7 separate regions of the Homo sapiens genome follow, and regions 1, 3, 4, 5, 6 and 7 are each linked to region 2. Evidence: chromatin loops called from intact Hi-C (ENCODE). Cell type or tissue: PC-3. All regions are shown on one strand. Region 1 overlaps LOC105372926 (a long non-coding RNA gene). Region 2 has its middle 10 kb from the start of LYPLAL1-AS1. Region 3 has its middle 130 kb from the start of LYPLAL1. Region 4 has its middle 170 kb from the start of LYPLAL1-AS1. Region 5 overlaps LYPLAL1 (lysophospholipase like 1). Region 6 overlaps RRP15 (ribosomal RNA processing 15 homolog). Region 7 has its middle 48 kb from the start of ZC3H11B.

Region 1 (4,000 bases), 250 kb before region 2:
ACAAAATAAATGCAAAACAGAGGGACTGGGCTGTAATGGTGGCAAGTACTTTTTCTTTCTTGCACAACATTTTGTTTTTTTCTAGACTTCATAAACTTGTCTTAATTATCGGTTTGCTTCAGTTTCTATTTACATATTACCAATTCGACCTCAACCATTTTTATCAATTGTCAAAATCTTCTTTCAGTCTGTTGGAGTACCTAATGTGTTCTATTACATGTACTTTGCTGAAGAAGTCTCATTTAGATCTCTTTCGACCTGTTTCAGTTTGAACTGGTTGCTCTCTGTGTCTGCTTCAGAGCTATCAGCTTGTGGTCTCCCAAGAATATTTTTCTGGGAATTTCCTTTTTTTTTTTTTAAATTTCACAATGATATACCTTATTTTGTGTCTCTTTCCATCTTCTTCTATTGTGCTGGGTGAGCACTTGATGAAAATGTATACTTTCCATCAGAAATTTGTGCCTTCCAGTTTGGGACTTATTTTTTCTCTTTTGGTGAATTATTTAGCCGATGATTCTAGTCATCTGTTTTCTGTGTTCTCTCTGAATTTATCTATGGATACTAAACTCCTTGGGTTGTACCTTAGATTTTCTTATGTGTTTTTTCCCCTTTCCATTGCTTTGAATTTTTGCTCTATTTTCTGGAAGATGATCATTAAGGTTTAAAACATTGAGGTGTTAAAATCAATTAATTAGGCTAACAATGTATTTTGGCAAGCATCCCCAAATTCCCTACACTTTGGAAGAGAAGGCTATCTGAAGAAGCCATTTAAGTTATTCTCCTGGTTCCAACCACATCTGTGTCCAAACAAATGGAAATAGCTTGAAATATTCTCTCTTTCTTTGACAGCCTCCAAAGGGAAGCATCATAGAACCTTTGGCTTATAAACATTTAGGGTTGAATGGAAAATTAGAGATTTATTATGATACTCTTTTAGCAGTTGAGGGGACTGAGACCCAGAATAGTAAAATGCCTCTCACAAGGTCACATGGCTGGTTTGTGGCAGAGCAGGAACTAAAATCCAGTGTTCTATATTTTAAGTTCAGTTTTCTTTGCAACATACCACATTATCACTCACAGTCCCTGTGGAAATTTCTTCCTTGCATCTAACTGAAATTCTTCACTGTGTGTTTGAATCCCAGTTTCCTACTGTCTTTACCAAGAGTGATGAGTGTTGGCCATTGTTCCTGGCAATAGAAAGTCTTTGTCTCTGTTAGCTGTATGTTATGTTTTCCTCTGCTGGGATGGGGCGATGTCCATTTCACATTTGCACTTCTCTGAAGTTAACAAGAAAGCTGAATAATAAAAGACAAAACTGGTAGTTACTGCTGTTTGCAGTAATTTCTCAAATACTTGCATTGAAACCAAGGTTAAGATCTGGTTCCCACATGCCTGTAGGTTTCATGCAGATGTCTCCTCTCAGGGAACAGACTTTTGCTTATTTCATAACTGGCTGAAGGCATTGTTTCCACCCTGCAAAACTCTCGCCAGGTGGACAATTCAACTGGGGTCCAGAACTTAAAATGGTAGCTTTGTCTAAGGCAATCCTTTCCCTACCACTCTGTGCCTTAGTTTTTACATTTATTGACATTCTACTAATTTTGAGTTGGGCTTTCTAAACCTGCATGCACTACCTCTGTGTATAAAAATAGAATTTGATATACTCATGCCTCCTCCTCTTACTTCCTCCTACCTCCATTTGGACCTTTTGCTGTTTAAAATATGCATGATCATTTAAAACCATGAGTGTATTCTTTGATAAATATTTTTAAAAGATTCTTGGCTCAAGAGTTGTTTTGTGTTGTTTTGGAACTGGGAAGGGATCGGGCTGCAATCCAGCACTCATTATTAGATGTTTTCTCTCTGATGTATGAAGACAGCTCAGGTGGCTGTAGCTCTGCATAACCACAAGAGGGCAAGAGAGTCTAAAGAATGAGAAGAGGACCCGCCACGGAAACAAACTCCTCTTTGTTCACCTAGAGGCCAAATCATCAGATGATCTGCAAAACCTGGCAACTCTCAAGAACAATAGAGGGGCATGTATTAAGTGACCAGCTTGCTAGTCAGACCATCCAGAGGAGAGCAGCAGACTGCTAGGTCCAAGATTTATAAGCTGCAATCTTTGGCTAGTCGGCTGACCTCTCTGAATCTTTTTCTCCTCTGTAGAAATGGGTATTGCCCATCAAGCACCTGCCTGTCTTCCTTCCAACTTTTCCCAGGGGTTGGTTCCAACGCCTAATGCCACGCTTTCTTCAATGCCAAATGTCACTCCGCTGAGAAACCTTCCAGATCCCCTCATCCTTGCTCTCATACTACTCTGCACTGACCTGATAGTCTTTCTCTGGTTGTGTTCTTATTATTTGTTTCCAAGTCTGCTTCCCTCATTTGACTAGAGCTCTTGCAGGGCAGCTACTGTGTATCTTTATACCTGGCGTTCAAGGAACTGTGGAATTCTAAGCATTTCTCTCCCTTCTTTTTTGCTCCCTCCCTTCCTTTATTCGTTTATACAGGTTTTTGTTCCAAGAATCAAGATAGGCATTAGGGAGGATGTGGTCCCTGCTCTCAGGATTACAGGTTAAATAATATTTTGGCTAAAACTCCCAGTATGAAAGAGTAAGCATAAGAGCCACATGATTAGTCATTGCACTTACTGAAATAAGCAAATGTTAGCATGATGTACAAAGGGAAGAGAAGACATATCTCATTTGGCACATACTGGGGCTCAGACCACTCTTGGCTGTAAATGTAAAAAAGATGTTTCCAAAGAAATATAAAAATATATACACAAGGAGGCTTGTTTTTCATTTAATTAGAAATGAGCAGGTGAAAGGGATTTAAAGTTCTCATAGGATTCAAAAATGCCAGAGAAGCGTGGAACTGTGCAAACTCACTGTGCTCAGTGAAGAATGGTGCAGTTAGTGGTCAAGAGTGGGGCTTTGGGGTTAGAGTGAGCCAGCTTCCTCACTTACCTACCTAGGAGGGCAGGCAAGGTGCCTCACCTTCCTAAGCCCCAGCTGTTTATTTGAAAAATGAATACGAAATAGGAGACAGTTGGCTAAAGATCAAGGGTAATGCCTGGCACATGAGGGACATGTCAGCTGTTATTGACTGTGATCATCCTTCTTTTTTGTAATTGACTTCACCACATTCAATAACTTTCCACAGTGAGGATGAGCCTTACAGGAGGTGCCTGAACATCCCAAGAATGGCAGCAGATTTTTCAGGGAAACAATCATTCTTATTTGGTTGGAGGATCTAACAACGCAGCTTTGGGAGCCCCAGTCCTGTAGTGTCCTCCCTTGGGCGTGAGAATAGAACCAACCAGGGTGGCTTGGTGTGTCACCAAGGTCTGATGCTGCCCTTCCCACATTCTAACTCATTATGAGTCAATCATCCATTAATGCATCTGAACAAATTAGCTCTGATTTATAATTTTATCTTGGGAGGTGGCGGAGTCCCATAAACTGCTTTACTGCTTCGCTGATGATCATTTGAGCCAAGGGAAACAAAGGAAGAAAAGAATGAGATTTAAGCACAAGTTTTAATCACATTCCACATATAGAAATGCAACAAGTAAGCCAGCCTTTGGAAATGGCCATTATCACAAATGTATTGTGTGTCTGAGGCTTTGCAAATGTCTCTGCTAGGACAGTATGATTGCAGAGGTGCATGGAGGTTAAATACAACTTCAGAGCAGCCTCACAGTGCCTTGTATGGCTGACATGCCTTTAGATGCCCTGTGGCTTTCCAGGCAGGAAAGGGGACCCAGTAGATGTGCTGAGGTTTTCACACCTATCGCAGGCTTCTTAGTGTGAATGTGGAGCTTACCAGGGCTAGCTCTTGCAGGCTGCAATTTCCAGATAACTGGAAGTTACACAGTGATGGTGGCCATTGGTTATTCTGATTATTACAAAGAATCAGGAAAGATATTATTTACTCTTTTATTGGATTTTCCAACATATGGCAGGGTTGGGTGTGTTGCTCTCTCATCTCCAATAAC
Region 2 (4,000 bases):
ACAACATTTATATCTGTTGTGCCCAGGCTTTTATTATATCTTTTCTTACACTTCTGGCCCCTCTCAGACTGCCAGCCTCTCAGAAGTTATCTTTATCTTTATTTCCCCAAATTTCTCCTATCAGTTCCTTCCATTCTGCTGGCAGGCTAAGAAAATCTGTTTCTGGGTTTAGACACTGATGTTACCTTTCTGCAGTTCAGCTTCATTAGTTATTGTGGGGTCAACAAGTGGATTTTCTTCAATGGATTTCCAGGCACATCATGCACTCTGGGCTGATTGTGGGGTTCATGCTGACTGTGAGCCCAGTTTTCCACCACCTCACGGGGCCATGGCCTGGACCTGTGAATGTGGAGGCAGTGCTGGCCCAAGGAGGCCTTTTTGATGACCGTGAGTGAACAAAATCTAGACAAACTCTTGATCAGGTCCTCTCCTTTTTTGTCAGGCTTGAATTGGCTTGATCAGCAAGAACATACTGTAAAAACATGACGGAATTAAGGTAAAGGGAACTGCCCATTTTCCTACTTCTCCCTGGTTGTGTCACTGTGTGTACAGCCTGTAAGGTTGATCAGGCAGGGGTGACTCAGGCGTCTGGGCTCTGCCCTTGTGGAGACAACATGGCTTGTCAGTCCTGCTCAGCATCATTAGGAAGAGGGCTGACCTCCGGGAACTTTGCTGTGAAATTTCCTATCAGTGTCACTTGGTAAGAATTCACAGAACAGTAATTCTCAGAAGAAGACCTGTCAATAACTGTCCATCAAAGTGAGACTCATGCGTGGCAGCCAAGCTTCATAGACAAAGGTGGATCAGGAAGTCATTGTTACCATAAGGAAGGAAAAAAGGAAAGGCAAATTAACATTTTCTGAATGTGTGATGTGTGCCAAACACTTACGTAGGTCCTCCCAGCCTGTTATTTGTTTGGGTTATATTCAGCATCTCAGCACTCAATTATACCTTGTCTTGTTTGGTTCTTTGATTTATCTCATGGGGTGAGGAAGACAGGGACTTTTTTTTTTTTTTTTTTTTTAAGCTGCAACTCTTTTGTTTTCCTTGTAGGACTCTGTAGGGACAAGGCACATGAACCTGCGGTAGGAATTTAGCAAACCCCGAGGACAAGGTGAAGGAAACGTGACTATTGCTTAGGCAAAGTGCAGGACTTGGAACATATAGAGCATGTTTATGTTACTATCCAGGCAGGAGGACCTCAAAGAGTTGTTGCTTCCTTTTGTGAAGCTGTCAATGGTAGTAGAAATCTCTGGAGCATTCAGGAAAGGCTTCTACAGGGAAGACTTTTAAAATCTTAGCTTCTTTAACTATCTTTGCCATGTTTGGGATAGAAATGATAACTCTTTTTCATTGTGTTCTTTTGAAGCTCCTATTCTGGAGAATGAGAAACTAGGAGTTTTATTTCCTATCCCTCCATGGTGTGGTGACCCATGTCTGGTCAATTTTTAGTTTCCAAAATCTTTCCATTTTGACACAGTTAGAGGGCACCAATGCAGCTATTTTTAGATTTTCTCAAGGTGGGGAGTCTCAGTGACATGCATGCATACCTGTGTGCTATTTGTGTTACATGTATGTTTAATTTATTTCTCTGGAAAACTCTGCACAGGCCCAACTAGGTACCATAAATCTATTCCAAAATGTCATAGTTTGGGTTAAGTTCAGGGCTATTAGACTCTAAGGACTGTGCTAGATCAATTAGACTGTCTATTCATTCCTTCTGTACCAACCCAACCAGAAGTGCATTGTGATTTTAAAATGTACTCTGTTTTTCAATATTCTCCTGGTTTCCTGGCTACATCGTTGGTGCTCTGGGGAGCAATAGTGAGCAGTAATGACTAGCATTAACCTTCTGGGCAGTAACTAACTGGGAAGAACCTGGGGAATTCTGTGAAGGCTCATTTCAAGCAGGATGAGACCCAAAGATACCTGGAAAAGAACTTTTAGAAACATTTCAGAATTGAATTGCAAAGCTCAATATTAACCAAGCCAAAATCCACTTGAACTTGGAAACTGTCAAAGCATGCAATAGCCAAAAGGTGGCACTCCTTATCCACTGTTCATTTTGTTCCAAAGTAAGGTCATCTCCACGTGTTTTTCTGTTCCTTCTATTAGTTGTTTCATAATAAAATATTATACCCTCATCCTCTCCTGGTAAAACATAGCAATAAAACAGACCTCATTATCTGGATCGATATGTGTTTTGATATATACCAGTTCTTATCCCTCCGGATGGACAATGTATAAGATAAATTGTATTTTCAGTAGAGTTTGGCTTATAGTTCTGTGTGCATCTATAGACTATGCCATATAACCAAACACCTTTACTGTAAAATCATCTCTGACCAGATCCAAGGTTTTAATTTGTCTCTAGAGTTTGCCTCTCTCAATTTCATAAACTGTGAAAACACAGCTGGAGCAATTTACAGACTGTGGAAAAACTCTTGAGTATTTTTGCTGAGGTACTAATTCAAGGATCATGCTTTGTTATTTCCTGTTTCATTGTTGTTTGTAAAACTAGTTAATGGGCAATGGGCTGTTTCAAATTTGTCTAGTCCCTCAATACTGTTGCATGCACCTCCTGTCGGGGCATAGCATGAATTGGGTGCAAGCGTGACAGCAAAATGGCATTGATTTGAGCAGACACACATCACTGAGAATGAAATCATAGCAAACATTTGGAAAGAGCTAGGCTTGTACTCTTTGAGCTACATGAATGTGGTCCCTGAGGCTTTTAAAAAATCAAATCCTACTCTGTTATAATTTCCCACCAACCCAGAATATTTTTGAGATATACCTTCAGGATCAGCACTATCAAGTAAGGGAAAGTCTTTACTGTCTCCTGGCTATTGGTCCTTAGAAACAAAGACATAAAACATGATGGAGAGAAAATGCCAGCACTGAGTAAAGATATAAAGCAGGACGATTAGCTTCACTGACGCCCCACTAACCTACAATCTGGAAATCTAGAAACCTCAGTCATTTAGAAAACAAACATAACATCATACATAAGTTAAAAGAGTTTCTGAGCAGCATAGAAAATTGTTATAAAGTGCAAGCACCTTTCTCCACAGGAATAAAGCTTCTAGGCATTTTGTAACTTTAATGCCTGATATAATACAAGATAAGGGCTCAATAAATATTTGTGGAATGAATGGATGATGAATGGAGAGAAGCAGAACCTGAGAGAAACAAGCTTACTGAGGCTGATGTTAGGAAGGGACCATCTAGTGTAGGGAAAAATTGCTTTACACTCCTCAGTGCTGTCTCTGAAGGCATCATCACTACAGCACAATTAAATGATTGAGGCTTTCCCTGTAAACTTGATATACTGCTAAAACATGAAATTATATTTAGAGTGCCCTGGTCCTTGAAATGTATGTAATAAAATGATTAAGATTAAAAACAACTCATGCTGTTAAAAGAACATGTTTGAATTGCTTACTTTGAACATCCACTGCTTGCCAAGAACTGAACTTGATTCTAGCATAGAATGGTAAACAAGTTATCTGAAGTGTTGCCTTAGATTGCATATTTTATATCTTTATGATACTAAATAAGACATTAGTACATTTTATTATATACATATGAAGAACAAAGGCACTTGAACACAACAGATCTAAAATACTTACAGCTCTAGTTCAAGTCCTCGGTAAAGTAGTGATCAGTGGAAAACATTCAGTACTACAGCAAGATTGATTTATCAAATGGATTTTCCTGTATTGACAAACTGTGATGCAACTTTCTTAGTGGATGACAGATTAGATGAAGAAATCAGGTAAAGTGCTGAGAAGCTACAGTTTTCATCTCTTACCAGAACAGAATTGCATTATGAAAATTATCTTATTTGTCAGGTAGCTCACCCAATATTCTGGCTTCTAGTACTCTCTAGGTTGGGTTGGAAAAGCTCATGTTTGATGTGTGAAGGGTCACTGTTTGGAGTAGAGAAGTGAGATGAATTTAGTCCCCTTACCCAAAATGTTTTTTCACCATGCTTTGG
Region 3 (4,000 bases), 260 kb after region 2:
CTTTCTATCTCTATCTATCTGTCTGTCTGTCTGTCTGTCTATCTATCTATCTATCTATCTATCTATCTATCTATCTATATCTATCTATGCATCTGTCTATGTATCTATCTATCTATCTATCTATCTATCTATCTATCTATCTATCTATGCATCTGTCTGTCTACCTACCTACCTATATATCTTAAGGATTTGGCTCACATAATTATGGAGGATGACAAGCCCCAATATCTACATAAGCAAGCTGAAGACCTAGGAGAGGTGATGGTGTAACTCCAGTCCAAGTCTAATAGGCTGGAGACCCAGGAAGAGCCAGTGCTTTCCTTCAAGTCCAAAGGAAAAAAATATAAAAAACTTATGTCCCATGTTGATATGCAGAAGGAATTCTTTCTTACTAGACTTTATGTTCTATTAAGGTCTTCAACTAATTGGATGACACCCACCCAAATTAGGGATGGCAGTGTGCTTTACTCATTCTACTGATTCAAATGTTAATCTCATCCAGAAACTCACTCACAGACACACTAGAATAATCATAAACCAAATACCTGGGCTCCCTGTGGCTCAGTCATATTGACACAAAATTAACCATCAGAGCTCCCAATAACCTTTGGTTACTTATAAAATTTATTGTTTACAAGTTACATATCTGACAGCATTAGGAAACCAGAGAATGCAATGCATTTGTTGAAGACAATTTCCAAAGAGATTTTCCAAAAGTATTTTGGACTTGGCCTCTCAAAGTCTACACTCAAGAAGATACCATTCATATGTATATATTTATATGTTCTGTATGATTGATGTGAACTAAATTACATGTATGGAGTTCATTGTCTGTTAGAAAACGCTAGTAGTAGCTGAGACTTTCAGAGTGTCAAAGATAAGATTACTTTTCATGTAACCTGAGATAACCTGGACAAATGAAATATCTTTAATCTGGAAATGGGAGAATACTGTCAACATTCCTGGGTTAAATCATAAAATACCGCATAAACAAAATGGAAGTATTGTAGTTCAGAGTTGATAGTGATGATGAAGCTGGTGGTGTTGGAAGAAAGAGGTTGTTTTGCCAAGGACATATATGGATCCTCATTTCCCCTCCAATTTTAGATTTCTCTCAGCAGAGGAATCAGCCTTGTATTTCTTTCATATTCTCACAGCACCTGGTACAGCACCCAACACAGAGTAAGTGGTCAACAAATTTCTGTTTGTAAACGATAGGGTTTTCAACAGATACCCAATGCCCTGAATATCACTTTCTGCCATTGTGCCATTATCCTGTTCAATCAAGTTGCGTGCATCAGTTTAAGACATGCACTGTTATTTCAGTGTTTTACATCAGCCATTATAGGCTTCACAATAATTTTATGGAGTCCTTGGAAGTATCATCCAATTTTGTGACCCCAAAACATCCTTTATAGATAAATGAATAGTCTTGAGGGGGAGGCATCTTCGGCTGTTTTTTTCTTCAGTATGTCTCTTTTCTAACTTCTGCATAACTTTCCATCCAGGCTAAAGACTTATGAAAACAGCACCTTATATGCTTCCTACACCAATTACAGAGTACTCTACACCCTGAAAGAAAGGGAGTATATTTGTGTCTAGAGCTCCTGATGGGTTAACTACCCATGTTACATGTCATATCTCATCACCTGGCATTCCAGATAGTCTAACATTTTTCTTTTGTGATCTCTCCTTATAAGGCTTGTACCTTTCATCTCCACACTGTAAATTCTGGTCCTTCCCATTCCTAATTTCTTGAGCCACAGTCCATGTAAGAACAGACTGTGGTCCCCTCAGTGACATGGCACAACTTAGCCTAGTAGGTTGAGGGATATGCCGAACCAGTGAGTAATGTCTGGGAACTCTTTGGCTGACGTCCTCCTGTGCAAGGACAAATTTGCATTCTCACAAGTTCTCAGAATGTTTCTCCTTTAGGAACAATATCTGACACTGGAATTTTTGAAACCTGCAGTACTGTGTCAAGCCAAGCCTCTTTGCCGATAGGAAAAATGAAAGCCAATTTTGTTCTTCATTCCTGCGACTCGTTTATTGTGCTATGACCTTGTGTAGACTAGCCTTTAATTCCCTCAGAGATCTGTGTAGACGACTTGGCATCTCAATATGTGTTTTCATGGCAATCTAGGGTCTGGTGCCTTTCCTACCCTCCACAGCCACCATTTAGTGATCACTCCTTGGACTTCTGCCTCACTTACTTTCACTACACAATTTAGAACTTAATTATACACGACTTTATATTTTTGGACTCTTGTTTCCCAGTCTTCACTGCTAATTTGTTAAAGGAATGGATTATATTTTATGCCTCTTCTGAATCCCACCCAAAGCACCTAGCATCCTGCTCTAAGTAATCTAAGAGTCACTCACTAAATAGATGCCATGACGATGAAATCATACGAATGGCTTTTGATGACATACCAGATCTTACACATTCAAATGAATGCTTTCCTTGGCAAGACTGCCACCTGGCAGGCTACCCACATATGCCAGTGATGTTATCAATGCTCAAAATAATTTTTCAGTGACTCTGTCTGCTTGAATTAAACTGAGCATCTTGGATAATTATTTAATATTTGTTATTTAGCATCTACTATAAATGCATGGCACTGTTTTTAGTGGGTACCACAAATATATTAAGATATGATTTCCTGGTCTCAGACCTTTTGCAGTTTTATGTATAGGGTCAGAAAAGGTTGTGACAGCAATTTTACAAGGTAAAATCTGGCAAATATCATATGGGAGGTATAAAGGATTATAGGGATCAGAGAGAGAGAAGGTAATTTACAGCTGAGCCTAAAGGGGACATACATCTTCAATCTTTATGTTTGTAAATCATTGTAAATATTTATTAGATAATTGTTTTGGTCTTAAGCAACAACTAAAAACTATTTAGAACTAGTTAGGGAATAAGTTATGTAAATAATTGGGTAATACTGTTAAAAATTGCAATGGAGCAATAAATCATATCCCTAGGTTGGAAACTTGTTTTGAAGGGAACTGTTTCTTCAAACAGAAAAACATAGTAGCCACCCGAGCCAATCAGGTATCATAAGATACCTATGATGTCATTCACACCTGTCTGCCATCTAATTTTTGACCATTCATCTCCATGTGCCATTTGTATTTGTTTCCTCATTTGTAAAAGTAAAGAACATAAGCCAGACCAAAGGTTTTCAGCGGAATTATGAAAACATCCAGGAGTTATGGGCTTCCCTATGAGATTTCACTTGAATAAATATATGGCAATAAAATAGTATTTGAGAATTGCTAGACTTCATCACTGTTGAGTTCTCTCACAGCTCACATGTTCTATGATCTGCACATAGTAGATGAGCTCCAACCACCAGTAACACTGGGTGACAAGAAACAACCAATTGCCTGCTGCAGATCATCTGCTCCATGGCCAAAATGTCTTGGGGATTCCCAAGCCCCAGGCACAACCCTGCTTATCTGTCACTAGCTCTCCTGTCACCTGGTTTTATTTCCCTCAGAGTAGTCATGACTCTTAAATTATTTATTAATCTACATTTGTATTGTTTTTATTACCCACTAGACTATAAGATAATCCATGAAAGCAAAAAACTTGTCTATTTAGTTTATAGCTATGTCTTGAGTAACTAGATCAGTGCCTGGAACATTGTAAACATCCAATACATTGTTGTTGAAAACAAACGCACAAATAAATAAATGAATTGATTGATTAATTATTAATATTTCATGATTTAAGATTCAAGGGAAGACCTAGGGAAGATAATAAAATATAAAAATCAATTCAATAAAGAGATAGTGGAGCATTTTCTATACTTCTGGAAATGTGTGAGGTACTGAGAATACAGAGTGAATAGACCTATTTTTGGTGAGCTCATAGTCTATTTTGTGAAACAAAGCAGGAATGCAGGGAGGACTGTATACAGGAGAATAATAATAAAACATGACAGCATATCAAGAAAGATCTCAAAGATCCCACCAACGAGTGGTGAATGGC
Region 4 (4,000 bases), 180 kb after region 2:
TCTGTGAATTTTTTCCAAACTCAGAATTTAAAGCAACATTTCAGGTGTTGAAGACAACCTTCGTAAAAATAATTTGACCTCAGGAGAGTTATTATCTCTATGTTGGATGAACGAAAATTATAGAAAACTGAAGCTTGCCACATGGGATACAGAGCAAGAATTAGATTTCATCTTAAGGGGAACTGGCTTCAACTTGATAAATCAGCTAATCAAAGGTCTTGGTTAAATTTTAGTTTCCTTATCAACTGAAAGCAAGGCTTTTCAGAGCACACCATCTGTGTAAACACAGCAGTTACAGGTGAGGGGAGACAGCTTCCTCTCTGGGCAAGAGTCTTTGTTTAATTTCTTTCCTTTTAATTATGGCTCAGTTAAAGGACATGTACATATAAAATTTTTCTACCTACATTTTATTTTAACAAAAATGAGACTTATAGCTTTAAAATGCAATATGAACATTAATAATTAGGTAGGTAAGTGTAGTCAGAGAGCATGCCAGGCAGGAGCAGCTGAATGAAGACCCCAAGGCAGGAAAGAATGTAAAATGTTATATTTGGACAGAGGAGCATGTGGGGGAGAAGGGGAAGAGAGACTGGAGAGATAAGCAGTGTCCAGATTATGCAGGATTTTGAGACCATAAAAAGAATATGGAAATTTATCATAACAGTCATCAAAGATTTAAAGCAGAGAAATGGTATGATCAGGTCTGCATTGTTAAAATAGTGGATTAGGGGATAGATACAGGAATATTTGTTAGAAAGTGATAGCACTGGTTTGTATGGCTTGGGTTAGGCTAGTGATGATGGTTAAAATAGATAGAGGGAATAAATTTGAAAGCAATATCAGAGGTGGAATTTATTGACTTGATGATTATGCGTCCCAAGAAGGAGGAAAATTCAAAAAGATGGTCGTGTTTGTAGGTTGTCATTTGCTTTGATTAGAAACACAAGAAAGGGGGCAGATTTGGGTTAAGTTCACTTCTGTTTCTATTGAGCTTGAAGCTCTTATGAGACATCTAAAAGGAAGAGTCTAAGAAAGAAGATCTGGGTACAATTTTTAATTTAACATTTATTAGTATATATCCTTGAGATGTCTTAAGATTGTACAAAGTCAGAAGAGAAGAGGCCTCAAGTTGATCCAAGGTTTAAAGGTCCAGTATAGGGGGAAATTAACAAAGGAGACTAAAAAGCAACAACCAGGAAAGAGAAGAGAGCCACTGGGAGAACTCTGGCTATATGGCCACACATTTCTAAATAATTCCTGGCAACTTAGGAGGAATCTCCAATTCCTCTTCAAATTTCAGGGAAATATATTGGTTATGATAAATCAGCCATCAGTCAGTCATACAGCTAGTTTTCTGACGGAATAGTGTTAGAATAATGGTTCACTTTCTCTTAATGCAGAACCCTCTCTTCTCTACAGTAATCCAAAGGCCATTGTTTACTGGTTCTACCCAAAGATTTGTCAGAATGTCAAGGAAAGGGTGTAACACTCTGGAAGAATAGAAATGTTAAATGGCAACTGGCAGAGGAGGTAGGCTTCCCATTTTACATTTGAGCTAGAGAAATACACCCAGAAAGCTCTGCCGTCTCCCCTCTGTTGCCCAGTGGTAATGTGAGATGACTGAATTTTTCACCTTTCCAGGCAAAGCTCCGGACATTGCATGCTTGGAGTCCCCCATCCACTAGAGGGCTCTCACCACACAGGTGATAGTTTGGAGGTCTCAGGGCCTACAACAATGTGTTTCAAAGGCTATCTGTGAAACTAGTGTAATTTTGTACAGTTCAGTCATACAATAGAGTTAGTGTTAGAAACACTGACTGAGAAAAAAAATAGATGAAGCAATTATATTTCTCTCTGCTTGGAAGTCTTTTCCCAACTGTATGTAATTTATACAGGTTGGCAACCTACAAAATTCTTTGTTAGCAAATTACAGCGTGCAATTACATCTTAACTCTGTTTATCTTTATTTCTTTACCCTCTTGTTCCTTCAAATAATTTCATCCTTTCCCCCTTCTTTTTAAAGCTTGCAAAGAGAAAAAAGAAATTAAACTAATGCAGAATATGGGAAGCTTTCCTCTTTATTGCCCTTCCCCTTGCCCTACTGGTCTACCCCAAACACTTTTTTCTACAAGCTTCTTAACAAATATAGACATAATATAAAATTATTTTTAGAGTCCAAAATGAGGACTCGTGCTATAACAGTGGAACACTGCTTTAAAAGTGACATATATTATCACATATATTGTGCTCAAATACCTCAAGGATAGGCCAACTATTTCTAAATGCATTAGATTTTGAACCCATCTGTTGCAAACTTTTGAACAATTTTTTGAGTGGCTTTGGGATTCAGACTAAGGTATTGGGCTGGAGGAACTGCAAGAAGCAGCCCTGGAGTTTAGCCTTCCACTCTATCTCAGAACTGAACCTATTGGAATCATGCCATGGTATTCCTGGGTATAGAAGTTCGATTCTGGCAGAGTTTTTTTCTTTGCCCAATGGAAGGTGTATTCTCCAGGCATAGAGTGCTTTCTTTTCAAAATGAGTTGATTCTGCCTTGTATCTAAAATGTTTAAAATCCCCAGCAGATCTCTGGAGGGCATATTTACAGCCAACTTATAGGTTTACTGACCTCCCCCACCACCACCTGCAGAACATTACTGGGAGAAAAAGCCCACCAATAGTCAAGTCATATAGTCTGGACGATCCAAGATCCGTAGAGTCTTATTTGGACCTGTTGTACAACCAAAAGTATGTGGGAGTAGAGAATTACTACGCAGTCTCTTTCCTCATTTGTTGGCAATGAAACAGAATCACAGTAATTATATCAGAATGCTCTGTAGTCTCTGGATGAGCTATATATATTTCTGTTTGATGAATTTCTCCTTATTTTATCAATGCCAGGTTATTTAGGAATGCTGCTTCTGTATATGTCATTTCCATACATATTTTATGACAATAAAACAGATCAAACAATACAAATAAATTCGACTGATTTGTGTTTATTAAACTCCTTACAACATGTGGTATTATACTATACTTGACAGCACTTTAAATATTCAGAAAATGTGTTTCATGTACTTTTTTTGATCAAAGATCATAATCAGACATCCGACCTAATTTGTGGATTTTATTCTATACATTTTAATTCAATCAATTGACATTACCTTTGATCTGAGATGATTCTACACTAAACAAGAATATATAAACAGAGGGATCAAATATCTTCACCTAAAAACCACTGCTGGAATGCCTCCCAAATGCTTCTTGATTGCCAACAGAGGTATCATTCAAATGTAGTTTGAGGGACATGATGGAGAAGAGCATTTGCTATAATTGAAACTGCAAGTGGTTATTCTTTGTTAATTACAGTGCAAATACAGAATTTTAAAAACTGGCAAGAGTATCACCTCTCAACAGTTTCCTTTACCCATTAGAAGCTTTGCCATTAGGATAATGGGTGTCTAAGGAAGATTTTTCTATTTTGCCCTATCTGTTTTACTGCTCTTCCTTTTCCCATAAATGAATCACAAGAATTTGGAATCACTGGTAAAGATGAAAATGGATGTTCGCATTTCTAACTTTGACCTCACTTCTTCACAGAGTTTTGTTCATTTTCAAGTGAAACTTGTCTTATAAGACATATGGGCTGTGAAGGAGAGGAAAACAGTAGGGAAGGAGAGGGGAAGGTTGGCTGGGAAGAGGAGGGGAGTGGTGAGATACCATCCCAAGAAGCCTTTTTACTTGAAGAAAATGCTATAGCCCTAACAGAAAATGAACTATATGTAAACAGAAATGACATCATAAATCACTTCTCTTTTCAGTAACGTCCAAAGCTGCAAGGTCTGTCTGCCTCTATCTATTCTAAATCAAGCTCACGTTGAATATTCCACTTGCTTTCTCTGCCAAAGAGAGAGAATCTCACGATAAATACACACTGATTTGGTCAGTGGAATATATGCTACTATGAAAGTTGAGACAGTTTGAGCAGTAATGAACTCTG
Region 5 (4,000 bases), 360 kb after region 2:
TGGCAAATAATTCAAAATTAAGTAAAATGGGTAAAAACAAAAAGTTAAAATATGGTCACCATTTAAAGAAAATCCACACGCGATAGATAACAAGGCTGCAGGAGCAAATTTATTATTTTTTTCTGAGAAATTCAAGAGCCTGAATTATGTGTCTGCCAAATGTAACTAATTAATATTTGAAATATGTTAGTGTGACCAAGGAACCAATTCTATATTTTATTTAACTAAAGAGCAACATGTAGCTAGTGGCTACCATAGTTCTAGACCATCTAAGCTGTACGAATGATTGAAAAAAGCTTCAAAATTTATAAATGAAGCAAAAATAAAATTAGTATTTCATAGATAATTTTGAGGCTAAGATAAAGATCATTAAAAGATAAAATGTAAATAAAAGATTAGTAGGCAAAAACTTACATTAAAAAGAGATTTTAAAAGCATAACTATCAAGAAAATTTTACATATGAAGTGACAAACACTTCATTTTTGTTGACCAGGGAATGTAATCACTTTATGTAGTTTCAGAGACTTTTGATGGTAACAACTTAAAAAAAAAAAAAGAGAGAAAGAAAACATTTACCCGCACATAAAATGTCATTATGAATACACATAAATGCATCCTGCAGACATTTAACTTCATGTTTAATTCTCTTAAGTTACAATGAAGAAAAATATACTCATTGAAATATTATTATTTTAAGATTTAATCTAAGTCCCTTTCCCATTTATGATTTTGTGAGGTAATCTGCAACTCCTCACTAGCCGTCTTTGACAATACAATGACCTTTAGCATAGGACACTACTGTGAAAAGGGACTTTGTGTATTTTTTCCTAACAGAAGAAAATTTAACACAAAGAACTAGTTATTTGAATTCAATTTTCCACCTAAGAGTCTAAAAAATGATATAAAATCTACTGTTCAATAAGTAAATACGAAAATAGTAAATCCATTGTAGGTAATGGTTATAACGGGTATTTACGGTTGCTGGCAAAGTATTTAAAATGTCAAGAGTTAACATTTCAACATACACTTAAGATTAACAAGCTGAATAAAACATGTTAAAAAATAATAAACCTGGCTTTATGAACTCTTTATATAAAATAAAACAGAAACAATCTATAAAAAGACTATATTAGGAACATTAAGATAATCAATCTGAAAGTAAAATCCTTAAAAAAATCCACTTAAAGTGTGCTATCAACTGAAAAGAACTTTAAACATGCAATAAAGTCCATTACCATTCTAAATTTCAACACCTCTTCCATTTAACTGGTATACTATTATAATTATTCTTCAGATTTGGGAATACAGAAATTATGACTATTACATTTATTTGGATATCTCCTCTCATACAAAACTTGTGGGATAAACAAAATATTTATTTTCCTCTATGGAAAACTGTTAGAACAACAGTCCAGAGCCTTTAAAGTCCTACTAGTTGTTGAAGAAACATAAAATGTTTAATTAAAATACATATATGTTCAAAGAAAGTAGAAGAATGCTATCATTCTGAAGTTTTAGCTCCCAGCTGGGCTATAGAGAAAACGTGTACAAGTTCAGAAAAAGGCAGGCTGGAAATTTTGATGCTAGACTTCATCTTGGGAATTCTAACTATCCCTTCATTTATTTTTATTTTTAATCTTATTGCAAAATTAATATACACCCATTGTACAAAATGTTTCTTGTACAAAAGTTTCTTGTACAAAATTTTACAATATTTTGTACTGTACAGAATTTTGACATGTTCTCTTAAATTTCATTTTTACAGTTAAACTAACTCTACATGTTCAATGTATCTTATTTTTTTCATGTAATACTAATTTGAAAGTCTTTCTACAGAATTACAAAATTTTATAATTATTTTTAATTGAACACATACTTACTGAGTGCTTTTGTTTTTTTTGTTTTTTTTTTTTTTTGAGACGGAGTCTCGCTCTGTCGCCCAGGCCGGACTGCGGACTGCAGTGGCGCAATCTCGGCTCACTGCAAGCTCCGCTTCCCGGGTTCACGCCATTCTCCTGCCTCAGCCTCCCGAGTAGCTGGGACTACAGGCGCCCGCCACCGCGCCCGGCTAATTTTTTGTATTTGTAGTAGAGACGGGGTTTCACCTTGTTAGCCAGGATGGTCTCGATCTCCTGACCTCATGATCCACCCGCCTCGGCCTACTGAGTGCTTTTTATGTGTGTGTGCATGTAGTACTTAATGGTTACATAATACTCAATTCTATTAATAGGCCATCATTCCCTCAACCATTCCTGTCATGATGGATATTTAGATCATCCACGTAAATTACTCCAGTGTAGTTCCAGAAAGACTTGATTCTCTCTGCTTCAAAATTCTGATAATATGCTTATATTATCAAAATTCTGATAAATCTATTCATATCATTTGTCAGGTTCTATACATCCTAGATCTAAGTTAAGCCTAAATTATAACAGTATTCTCTCTTAACAACGAATTATCACCACCTAGTGGCCAATAAAGGAAGGTATTATGGGGACCCGGGTTCTAGTCCCAACTCTGTATTAGCCAGGAACACTTTGAATTTTAGTTTCTTCACCTCTGAAATGAAAATAATTATATCCTACTTTACTTTTACCTACTGCAAGACCCAGGAGATCTAATGTATATAAAAACAACTTCAGAACTTAAAACATTACCTAAATAGAAAACACTGACATGTAATGGCAATTTTAAAACTATCCAGTGCAATATAGATGCCAATTAATTTAAAGCTATCTCTACCATATGTACTTTCTAAGCACAACAATACACAAGGGAAAAATGATATACCTTTCTCCAGTTTCCTGTCTTAGACAGAAACAAACTAGAAGGAAATGAAGAGTTCAAGACAGGCTTTAATAATGATGGAGAATGTACTGACAATAAAATGCTTATATTCTGCACACTGGACACTGTTAATATGTTAATAAAGCCAGAAGAAGGCAGGACAATCTATTATTAATAATTTTCTCAGAATACAGAATTTGAATCCTGGTTCTGTCAATGACTATACTGCCAACTTTCGAAAAGTAATTTAAAAGTCACTATTCTATTGCCTGTTTTCCCTAAGTTTTATCTTAATGTCTGGTAGAATCATATGAAACATAAATATACAAAAATAAATTTTAAAAAATCAACATTTTTCTTATATTCCTAATGTGCAGAGTGAGGATCCATGAATGTCTCCAAGGAACCCCCTTTAACTGAACATCCCCTGTAATGAGCCTTTTGCTGAGTTCTCTCTCTCTTAACAAAGTTTACTATTTTTTCTATTAAGAAAGCAGTGCATATCCATTGCAGAAAGCTTAGAAAACAAAAAATTTTCATAGCTAAACCCCACAGATGATTAAAATTTTAAATGTAGTTTTACTCATCCTGGTATTCCTGAAGTCTTAAAATAGTGTGTCAGTTTAGCACTTCATCATTCTACTAGATCTATTGCATTTGCTTTCTTGCTGTTTTTCTGACCTTCACACTGACTAGTCAGCCCTCCAGAGTTGTCAGCATAATCTTTCTAAAATGCCCATTTGATCACATCATTCACTCCCTGTATATAATTCAATGATACTAGGATTTGGGATGTACACCAAACTATTTCCTGGAAGGATTTAATGTGTCCCTTGCTTTCTTTCATGAACATGTTTCTGTCCTTGTTTACCAGTCACATTCTCAATTATTCTTTAAGACTCAGTTGCCACTTCAACAAAGCAGTTCCCAACTCCCAGAAAGATTTACTTCTCTCCTTGCTGCTTACGCTATACCTTCGACATTGTTCTTCAATAATACCTGTACAGTATTAGAATACTTTACTTCCCTCTCTGCCTTACTAGACTGTAAATTTCTCAGTTTCTTTTATACTCCAGCACATAACATTTTATTGACAATTTGAAAATAAAATTTAGTGAGAAGTATCATTTTTGACCTGTCCAAGCTAGACACACTACCTAGAAAAGGTAGAAGATCACATACTGTAAAAAAAAAAAAAAAGTTTGTAAAACT
Region 6 (4,000 bases), 1.2 Mb after region 2:
ACTGTAACACTCAAATGGGTTTCAAAATATAAACATCTCTGCTCTTGGATAGTTTTTTTGGGGGGGATTATCCTTCAATACATAACAGATGCAAGTATGTGCAACTGGGTGGTAGGAGGGAATTATTTTTATTATGAAAAGGGATGGATCCTTTTCAAAAAGGGACAGATCATATTTATTAAAAATAATTCCCTTAAAAACTTTAGATCTTGGGCCACATTTCACAAAAATTTTGGAATGATATTAAACAGTCTTTCCTCTTTTTAACAGCTGGATACTAAAAGTCACCCAATTTAATAGCCTTTAAGGCAATAATATGGAATCAAGTCTCAAATTGGATGCAATATTCTGCTGCAGATTACTTGTTGTCTAAGTGCATCAATTCACTGGTTGGGCAGTCCATAAAAAAGAATTTAAGCTAACTCAAATATTTGGGAGGAAAAAAAAGAAGAGAGAGACTAAAGCATGTCAAACTTGCTTCCTGAGAAATTGTCTCATTGCATAAGTTAAGCATGAGAATTTCCACCTCTGTAAATCTCTCATGCAAAAATAGGCTAACACCTAAAATAAATCTGTCATTATTTATATTATTTAATAAATGAAAGGAAATAAAATAAAAGTTGAAATCTGGGCCGGGCGCAGTGGCTCACGCCTGTAATCCCAGCACTTTGGGAGGCCGAGGCGGGTGGATCACGAGGTCAGGAGATTGAGACCATCCTGGCTAACATGGTGAAACCCCGTCTCTACTAAAAATACAAAAACAAAAAATTAGCTGGGCGTGGTGGCAGGCACCTGTAGTCCCAGCTACTTGAGAGGTTGAGGTGGGAGAATGGCGTGAACCTGGGAGGCGGTGCTTGCAGTGAGCCGAGATCACGCCACTGCATTCCATCCGGGGCCACAGAGCAAGACTCCGTCTCAAAAAAAAAAAAAAAAAAAAAAAAAAAAAAAAAAAAAAAGTTGAAATCTGTTGTTTCTTAAATCATATCTTCCAGATTACCTAAAACTAAAATCACGACCCAAAATCTGAAAAACTATAATTTTAAATTTTATTATATAGGTTTTCTCAATAACTTCCCAACACAAAGCAAAAAACACCAACCATTCCCAAAAACTACAGATACATAGTTGAGTCTATAAGTTAGAAGGCAGAAAAATATTAACTTCAAAGAGTTTAATGATGAATTAGTACTGTATTTCTGAAAACATTGGTGATACTGAAATAATACACCAATAGACATGACCAATATGATCCTGGCAAAATGCACATCTCGCTGGTCAAGCAGAAATATATCCTTTTACAAATGTTCTGAGGAACAATGCTTAAAATTATACAAGGGTTTAAAATATAATTTTAATGAAGTATATATAAAGTGTACATGAAAAGGGGAAATATGAAATCTGGCAAAAGTCTTTTGGCTTTCTTACAAATGGTATCCTTATAATTCCCCAACTATCAGAGGATGACATATTTTTCTAGAAAAAATAAAACGACTGCAATTGTATTTCCTATGATGCTTTATGTATCAGAGTCACTTGCAGATTCTGGTCTGCTGTCATCTGGCCCATCACTTTCCTTGTCCCAGTCTTTCATAGATGCTCCCATCATGAAATCATCACGTAGGATCGTCCAACCTGGGCCTTCTTCTGATTTCACTTCAGTCTAAGGAAAATTATAGAATCAAAATATTCAAAAGTCAATTCCATCATAAGGAAACAAAAAGGTACAAGCTACAAAACAAACTTTTCAATGCTTAGTTTTTAAAATAGGGGTAAAACCAAGAGAAATTATAAATCGACTTACTTTATACACTATGATTATACTATGATTATATATGTACAAATGTATAATAAAGAACTAAACATTAATAAAATATTGTATGGACTCCATAAAAGAAACATGAAAGCAAAATAAAAAAATTTTTTTGAAGTGAGGGAAAAAATATAAATCTAGGTTTGGTATTAATTTTTTAAGCACTTCTGACAACAAAAAACAGACTTACAATACTATTTAACCTTCAGTGATAATTTACTAGAAAATTTTGGGCAAATTATTTCACCGCAACTGACAATTTAACAAAGGCATTTAACCCAAAGTAAATTAAAAGTGGGAAAAAGAAACTACATTGGTACTATGCTAGGTTTTTTAAGATGCCATCTCACTTAATGTTTTTATAAAAATTTGAACCAAATGTTCTTTATTTAGGTTATGAGCTCACTGCCTGACCCAATCATGTAATCAAAGACTAATCGTATGTTGAAATTATAAATAAATGAAGCAGGCAATAAACATAATAGGTAGTCAATTCGTTTCATTTAGTCACAGGATTTATGTGGTACTAATTACAGCCTTTCATTTCATGGTACAACAGTACCACCTTGTGGTATCAATTAAGTAATACAATAGATGCAGCACTCAAAATTTTTCATTCCTTCCACAAATATTTATTGAGAATTAGCTGTGTATCAAGCACTATGTTAGAAACATAGTGATGAACAAAACGAAGTTCCTGTTTTCAGGGGGCTAACAGTCTATGCATATCTATTTATGTCAATCACAGAAATACAAAATTTTGTAAAAACCTAAGGTACAAGAACCCATGACATTTGGTTAGAAAACAGTGTTATCATTATGCTGTCATTAACTACATAAAAACAGTTTAAAATATAATATATATTAAAGATATTTGCTGGGTTACAAGAGATTACTTACCTAACTGCTATAGCTTCCCTTTATTTAAAAAAAGATAGCCCTGAAACATTCATTCCATTTAAAAAAAAAAAAATTGACCACTATTACAAGCAAATAGGAAAACTGTCCTATTGGCTCACTCTTGTCTTCTTGAGGTCAAAATATCAAGCAGAGCTTGTGCTTAAATATAACTTGAAGACTGAATGGGATATAAATGTAAGCAAAGATTTCAGAACTGACTTCGTATATCAAACATCAGCACACTTTTTACTATAATTTACCCAACATACAGAAATAAATAAAAAACATCTGTGCTATTTAAAAACCAACATAAAACAGTTCCAATGCTTCTCACGTCACACTGATAGGAGAACAATAACGTAGGAAGATAACTGGAGTATATTAACAACTTTTCATTTATTTCTACAATATCAAACCTACTCTTAAAACTGAAATTCTACTTCTATTAGATTGTTAGCTAGCTGGATAAAAGGCCATTTTCCCTGATTTTCACTCTGTCACCCAGGCTGGAGTGCAGTGGCGTTATCATGGCTCACAGAAGCCTCGACCTCCCAGGCTCAAGTGATCCTCCCACCTCAGCCTCCAGAGTAGCTGGGACTACAGGTGCACACCATCATGCCTGGCTAATTTTTTTTTTTTTTTTTTTTTTTTTTTTTTTTTGTAGAGACAGGGTTTTGCCATGTGGTCCAGGCTGGTTTCGAGCTCCTGGGCTCAAGCAATCCACCTGCCTTGGCTTCCCAAAGTGCTGGGATTATAGGCAAGAGCCACCACACCCAGCCAACCCAGGTTTTCTTTAAATAAAAAACTGATGTTCACAGTGAACAAAAATCCACTTAGAACCAACAATTATAACACCTCTCCTGTCAAAGTAAGAATTCAAAGCTTTCAATTAAATTCGGAAAAGTGTATAGCCATATCAAAATTGCTGACTAGCAAAGACCTATCCTGCCTTTGATATTTGAGTTTACATATGAACAAGTACAATCTCAGTGTGAAGCCTCTATGTTAGGCAAGTACACCCAATATGCCATCAACACGTTACCGAAAGAGCACACTGATCCCATGTGACTGACTCAACACAGAGTGTTTCTACAAGAGAGCTCACCCTGACAACCAACCTCTAGTTGGACTGAGCTACTCCTCTACTCCTCTCCTAGGTAGCATCAGAAAACCCGCAGGCAACAGAAGAACGAAGAAGAAAAGGGAACATGGAAAAAAAAATTTTTTTTTTTTTTGAGACGGAGTCTCGCTCTGTCGCCCAGGCTGGAGTGCAGTGGCGCAATCTCGGCT
Region 7 (4,000 bases), 94 kb before region 2:
TCAAACAGTGCCTGGCAAAAAACAGAAGTCTAATAAATGTTAGCTTCTACTGTGATTCCTCAGAATTATGGCGGCAATAAAATAAATGCATTTGCATCAAAATCACCTGGTGATGGGGGAAGCTTAGTAAATGCAGATTCCTGGGCCTCCATCTCAGAGTTTCTAATTTAGTAGGTCTAGGTGGAGCTTGGGCTTCTGCTATTTTAATAAGCACCCGGGTTGGAGGTCTTTTTAAAGGGGTGGTGGCTGGCGAAAAGTTGTGGGTGATGAAGTTAGAAAGTGAAAGTAATTTCTGGAGAGTACCTGAGACCATCTAATTAAAGCATTTCAGTGAATAAATGGGTCAAATTGGTTTCTGATTTCATGTGGACAAAAATGAGGGATGGAGTAGAAGTTCGATCTTGCAGTTTGTCATGGTGGTGATAAGTAGAAACAGTCAATACTGTGCTAGTTAATCATTATGTCATATTCTCTTCTGATAACCAGCACTGAGCATTTCTAGGGAGAATTCAGCTTAGATGCTGGTAGTGGGGATATTTAGACACAGCAATGAGTTAAAAATAAGGATGTGAGCTCTCTCCCTCTTCCTCTTATGAATATCTCCCAAAAAAAGGTAGGCTTTTACCCATCTGAGGTGTTTAGATATTTGGGATATTTTAGATATTTTAGATTTGGATATTTGGATGCTTGGGAGTACTTAGGTAATGCCTCAAAATATCTACTCCATAAAATGAGAAGGGATCTTGGGGAAAAATGTTACTTTCTCTTTCTGTAGCATTAATAAAACTATGGAAATAGTGAGGGAATAGTCAATGGTCTTATAGTACAGATAAATAAATGAATTTCCGGCAGAATACGTGATTTTCTTCCTGCATTGTTTTAGACGAGATCGGGTGCGTTCAGGGTGGTATGGACGTATACCTTGCATTGTTTTAAACCAAGGGGATTTTACAGTGAATTTGAACAAGAAGAAAGTTCCAAGTGAAATCTGGCCATTGCTTTACATTTAATCTTTACATTGCTTTATGGTAGAACAAAACTTTTTGTCAGTTGTATGGTGGATTCTATGATTCACCTGATCCAGCAGGGGAAAGAAGGAGATTCTTTGGGAAACCTTGTTTGGTGACATGCAGTTGTTGGTGAGGTAAAGGGAAGGGACTAAAAAGGTAGTCAGAAATTGATTAGTTGTCAGAGACATTCAAGGGTCACCTTTGTTTTTTCTTTCTTTTTAAAATTGTCATTCTTCAGACATTCTATAGATGCTGTTTATTTATCATGCTATTAGCAGAAACTATGCTGCTCTAAAAAGTTACATAATCAAACCAAATCCTTATCCAATTTCACTGCAGTGGGACTCTGCCCACTGTGTGCTGCTCCATTATTATTGTATCAGCTTTTTAGCAATAATTGACGTCTATCTGATATAAAAATTGATACTTGGCAGAGGAAAAGAAAACCTGTTCTTTTGTGCTTAGGGCAAGTGGATGGTAACTTGCTTAAAACCCGTTTGGGAGTCAAATTGGAATATCTCTCAGCAACATTTCCCCACTTAGGTACAGTAACCGGAAGGTAGCATCCAAAAAATGTAAACCATTGTTGGGCTTCTGGATGTCTCTGAGAGAGCCTGTGTTTAGATTAATGGACGGTCGACTGAATAGGGGGTCATGATGAGTGGCCAGACTCTTTGCAACACAGTAGGCCTATTGTACATCTAACAGCGACTCAATTCAAAGCGATTCATGGCTTGGATGCTTCTGTAAATATACATTAGCCTTTAAGCAAACCAGGAATTATACCAGCTTTTATTTTTTTCTTTAAGAGAAGAAAATAAGAGAAAAAAGAATGAAACAAACACCAGAGAACTTTCTTTTGCAACAATGCCTTCTTTTCCTTTTGACATTGTTTTTTAAAGTTGCGGCAGTCCTGGGTGAATGAATATGGGTTTTTATCCCTTGAAACAGAGGCCTGCTGTCTGATGCAGGCTTCTTTTTCCTGCTTGATTGGCAGGACTTTCTGTCTCACTCCCATTAGAGAAGAAATACTGTTTAGATTTCGACACAAGATATTGCCAGTGGAATAAATAGTGCCATTTTCATGATAAAGTGGATGTTTAAGATTAAGGGTTTATTTAAGCCCACTGGTGAGCGACATTCCACTTGAATTAGGAGACACTCCTACAGGAAACAAATTTTATCAACCTAATTTTGTATTTTCCAAGCTTTTCCTGAGCAGCAGACAGAAGCAAAGATGTCGCCATAACCTTCTGTAGATGTCGCCATAACCTTCTGTTGATAGCGGAAAGCAACACCCAGGAGTAAGCGCTTGCAAGGTTAAGACAAAGAGCTCCCATGTACACGGCAGAGGGCGCTCGAGGACTGGCTGCGAGGAGTAGTTGGAACCGACTTCCCCGCTTCTTTCCTTCTCTTTTAAATGTAGGACAGGAAAAATAAAAGGATCATCAGCCAGAAAACAAAGGGCGCCAGAGAGCCAAATGTATGCAGCTGAAGAACTTGAAAAAAATTCTGGGGACTCAAGAGAGGAACCCATATTCTCATTCTCGTTGTCAGTCATTTTGCAGCTGTCCTGGCCTAGTATCACCTTCTCTTCTCCAGCCACATCCCCCACTTCACACTCCCTCAATTTGGCCCTCCGAGATTTGGTCCCGTTGGCCAGAGCCATAGGCTGCCTTTAGGAAAACCCCTGGCTCGCATGACGTCACCACGCTCATAGGGAGCGAAACTTCCCAAGCACCCCCACGGATGGTGCTAACAAAAGTTAAGCAGCGCCCCACCTCCTGTGTGCAACAGGGGTATCCTCCTCACCCCCTTTTTTTGTAAGGGAGGTGAGGTGGGAGGAGCTGACGTCGGGACACCTGGTTCTCAGCCCAGCGCTGCCCCCAGGGGCCTCCCTTAGTCTTTGTATTCCTGTTCTTCATTTGTAAAATGAGGGAATTGGGCTAAATGGTCTCTAAGCGCTCAGGTTATGCCGTTTGTAAAATTATAAGTGAGAGGTTGAGTCACCCCAAAGCAAGATTTTTAGTGCAAAATTTTGAGGGAATTGAGGCAAAGTGTTTTTTTCCTCTCTTCTTCCTGGAGTGTGAATTACCTGATTAAAAGTCTTGACTATTTCACTTCTATCTCTGTGGTGTATCGATCAAAAAGTTTATTGAACTTTTACCCTATGATCAAAATGGAGACGAGCAGATTAGATTATACCTTAATTAGCAGTTTTCTTTTTGCTAATGGTTTATTTATGAGTTCACAGCAATTTCTTAATATTAAGTTAAAAATATTGCCTGATAAACTGACAGATTACACTTGCATTTTCTCTTTTGTTCTCAGAATAAACGTTAAATATTCTTTTTTGGGGGGGATGTTCTAATTTAATTGGCCCTAATGAGAGCCAGATTGCTCATTAGAATAAAAAGGAAAATGACAATCTGTGTCACGTTTATCATCCTCAGTGATGGGCAAGGTTGTACTAAGGTTTGGAATAAGTAGACAGATGTAGAGACTAAGAGGGGCTCTGATAAACAGAGATATTGAATGTAGATAATAAGCCAATCTTAAAATTAAGCATGTGTTTACATTGTGTTCAAAGACTATGACGCCATTGGGAGACAGAATGTGGGGAGAGTTTAGCAACAGCCCTCTCAGCTGGTGACTTCAGGACAGAAACTTCTCAGTTCTCAGCAGGGGCTCCCTAAACAGCAGGCATAAGTGGATAAGTCAGTTTTGTCAAATATAGGAAAGTATATCATGTTTCAGAAGAAGACCAAAACATTATTTCAATATGAGTAAGAGTTTTCTCTTTTACCTAATAAGTGAAATGCTCACCAGTTTTATTCTGGAATGTCAGTGTGGCCCATTTTCCCTTAAATATTTGTGCCAGCAATTTCATAGTTTCCTTGGGGGCATATTTTAAAATCTATTTATCTCCACAGTGTCTACTTTGCATGGGGCTTTTGCAATAAGAGGTGCTCAAAGGCAGTTGTTGAACT

The links. A loop is a pair of places that touch in the nucleus more often than their neighbours do. Peaks named below come from ENCODE experiments on the same cell type or tissue, not always from the same donor. Only the 100,000 strongest peaks of a DNase experiment are listed, where the experiment ranks them.
Region 1: a loop joins it to region 2, with 6 times the contacts of the local background. A loop is called at or near these places in 32 of 110 quality-filtered maps.
Region 3: a loop joins it to region 2, with 9 times the contacts of the local background. A loop is called at or near these places in 8 of 110 quality-filtered maps.
Region 4: a loop joins it to region 2, with 10 times the contacts of the local background. A loop is called at or near these places in 5 of 110 quality-filtered maps.
Region 5: a loop joins it to region 2, with 10 times the contacts of the local background. A loop is called at or near these places in 15 of 110 quality-filtered maps.
Region 6: a loop joins it to region 2, with 6 times the contacts of the local background. A loop is called at or near these places in 63 of 110 quality-filtered maps.
Region 7: a loop joins it to region 2, with 5 times the contacts of the local background. A loop is called at or near these places in 14 of 110 quality-filtered maps.

The regions. Positions count from the first base shown.
Region 1 is chr1:219,810,724-219,814,723 of GRCh38, reverse strand. All of the region lies in intron 2 of LOC105372926 (a long non-coding RNA gene), which reads left to right. Among named protein-coding and RNA genes, the nearest start is that of SLC30A10, 120 kb to the left of the region's middle. In PC-3, CTCF peaks have their summits at 1,703 and 1,906 (motif pointing right); a DNase peak (open chromatin) is centred at 1,953; H3K27me3 peaks cover 1,380 bases.
Region 2 is chr1:219,565,583-219,569,582 of GRCh38, reverse strand. No RefSeq gene overlaps it. Among named protein-coding and RNA genes, the nearest start is that of LYPLAL1-AS1, 10 kb to the right of the region's middle. In PC-3, a CTCF peak has its summit at 2,047 (motif pointing right); DNase peaks (open chromatin) are centred at 552, 2,042 and 3,062; H3K27ac peaks cover 1,425 bases.
Region 3 is chr1:219,302,890-219,306,889 of GRCh38, reverse strand. It overlaps a transcript of LYPLAL1 not described here. Among named protein-coding and RNA genes, the nearest start is that of LYPLAL1, 130 kb to the right of the region's middle. In PC-3, a CTCF peak has its summit at 2,477; a DNase peak (open chromatin) is centred at 2,429; H3K4me3 peaks cover 542 bases; H3K27ac peaks cover 582 bases.
Region 4 is chr1:219,383,697-219,387,696 of GRCh38, reverse strand. It overlaps a transcript of LYPLAL1 not described here. Among named protein-coding and RNA genes, the nearest start is that of LYPLAL1-AS1, 170 kb to the left of the region's middle. In PC-3, CTCF peaks have their summits at 1,490 and 1,689 (motif pointing right); a DNase peak (open chromatin) is centred at 1,686.
Region 5 is chr1:219,203,281-219,207,280 of GRCh38, reverse strand. All of the region lies in intron 3 of LYPLAL1 (lysophospholipase like 1), which reads right to left. Among named protein-coding and RNA genes, the nearest start is that of LYPLAL1, 31 kb to the right of the region's middle. In PC-3, a CTCF peak has its summit at 2,472 (motif pointing left); a DNase peak (open chromatin) is centred at 2,470.
Region 6 is chr1:218,328,608-218,332,607 of GRCh38, reverse strand. It overlaps RRP15 (ribosomal RNA processing 15 homolog), which reads right to left. Exons shown (of 5, transcript NM_016052.4): 5 at 1-1,660. The coding sequence ends at 1,517. Among named protein-coding and RNA genes, the nearest start is that of TGFB2, 15 kb to the left of the region's middle. In PC-3, a CTCF peak has its summit at 2,372 (motif pointing left); a DNase peak (open chromatin) is centred at 2,367.
Region 7 is chr1:219,659,596-219,663,595 of GRCh38, reverse strand. No RefSeq gene overlaps it. Among named protein-coding and RNA genes, the nearest start is that of ZC3H11B, 48 kb to the right of the region's middle. RefSeq lists enhancers at 2,219-2,268, 2,215-2,509 and a silencer at 2,223-2,422. In PC-3, a CTCF peak has its summit at 2,339 (motif pointing right); DNase peaks (open chromatin) are centred at 2,345 and 3,745; H3K4me3 peaks cover 788 bases.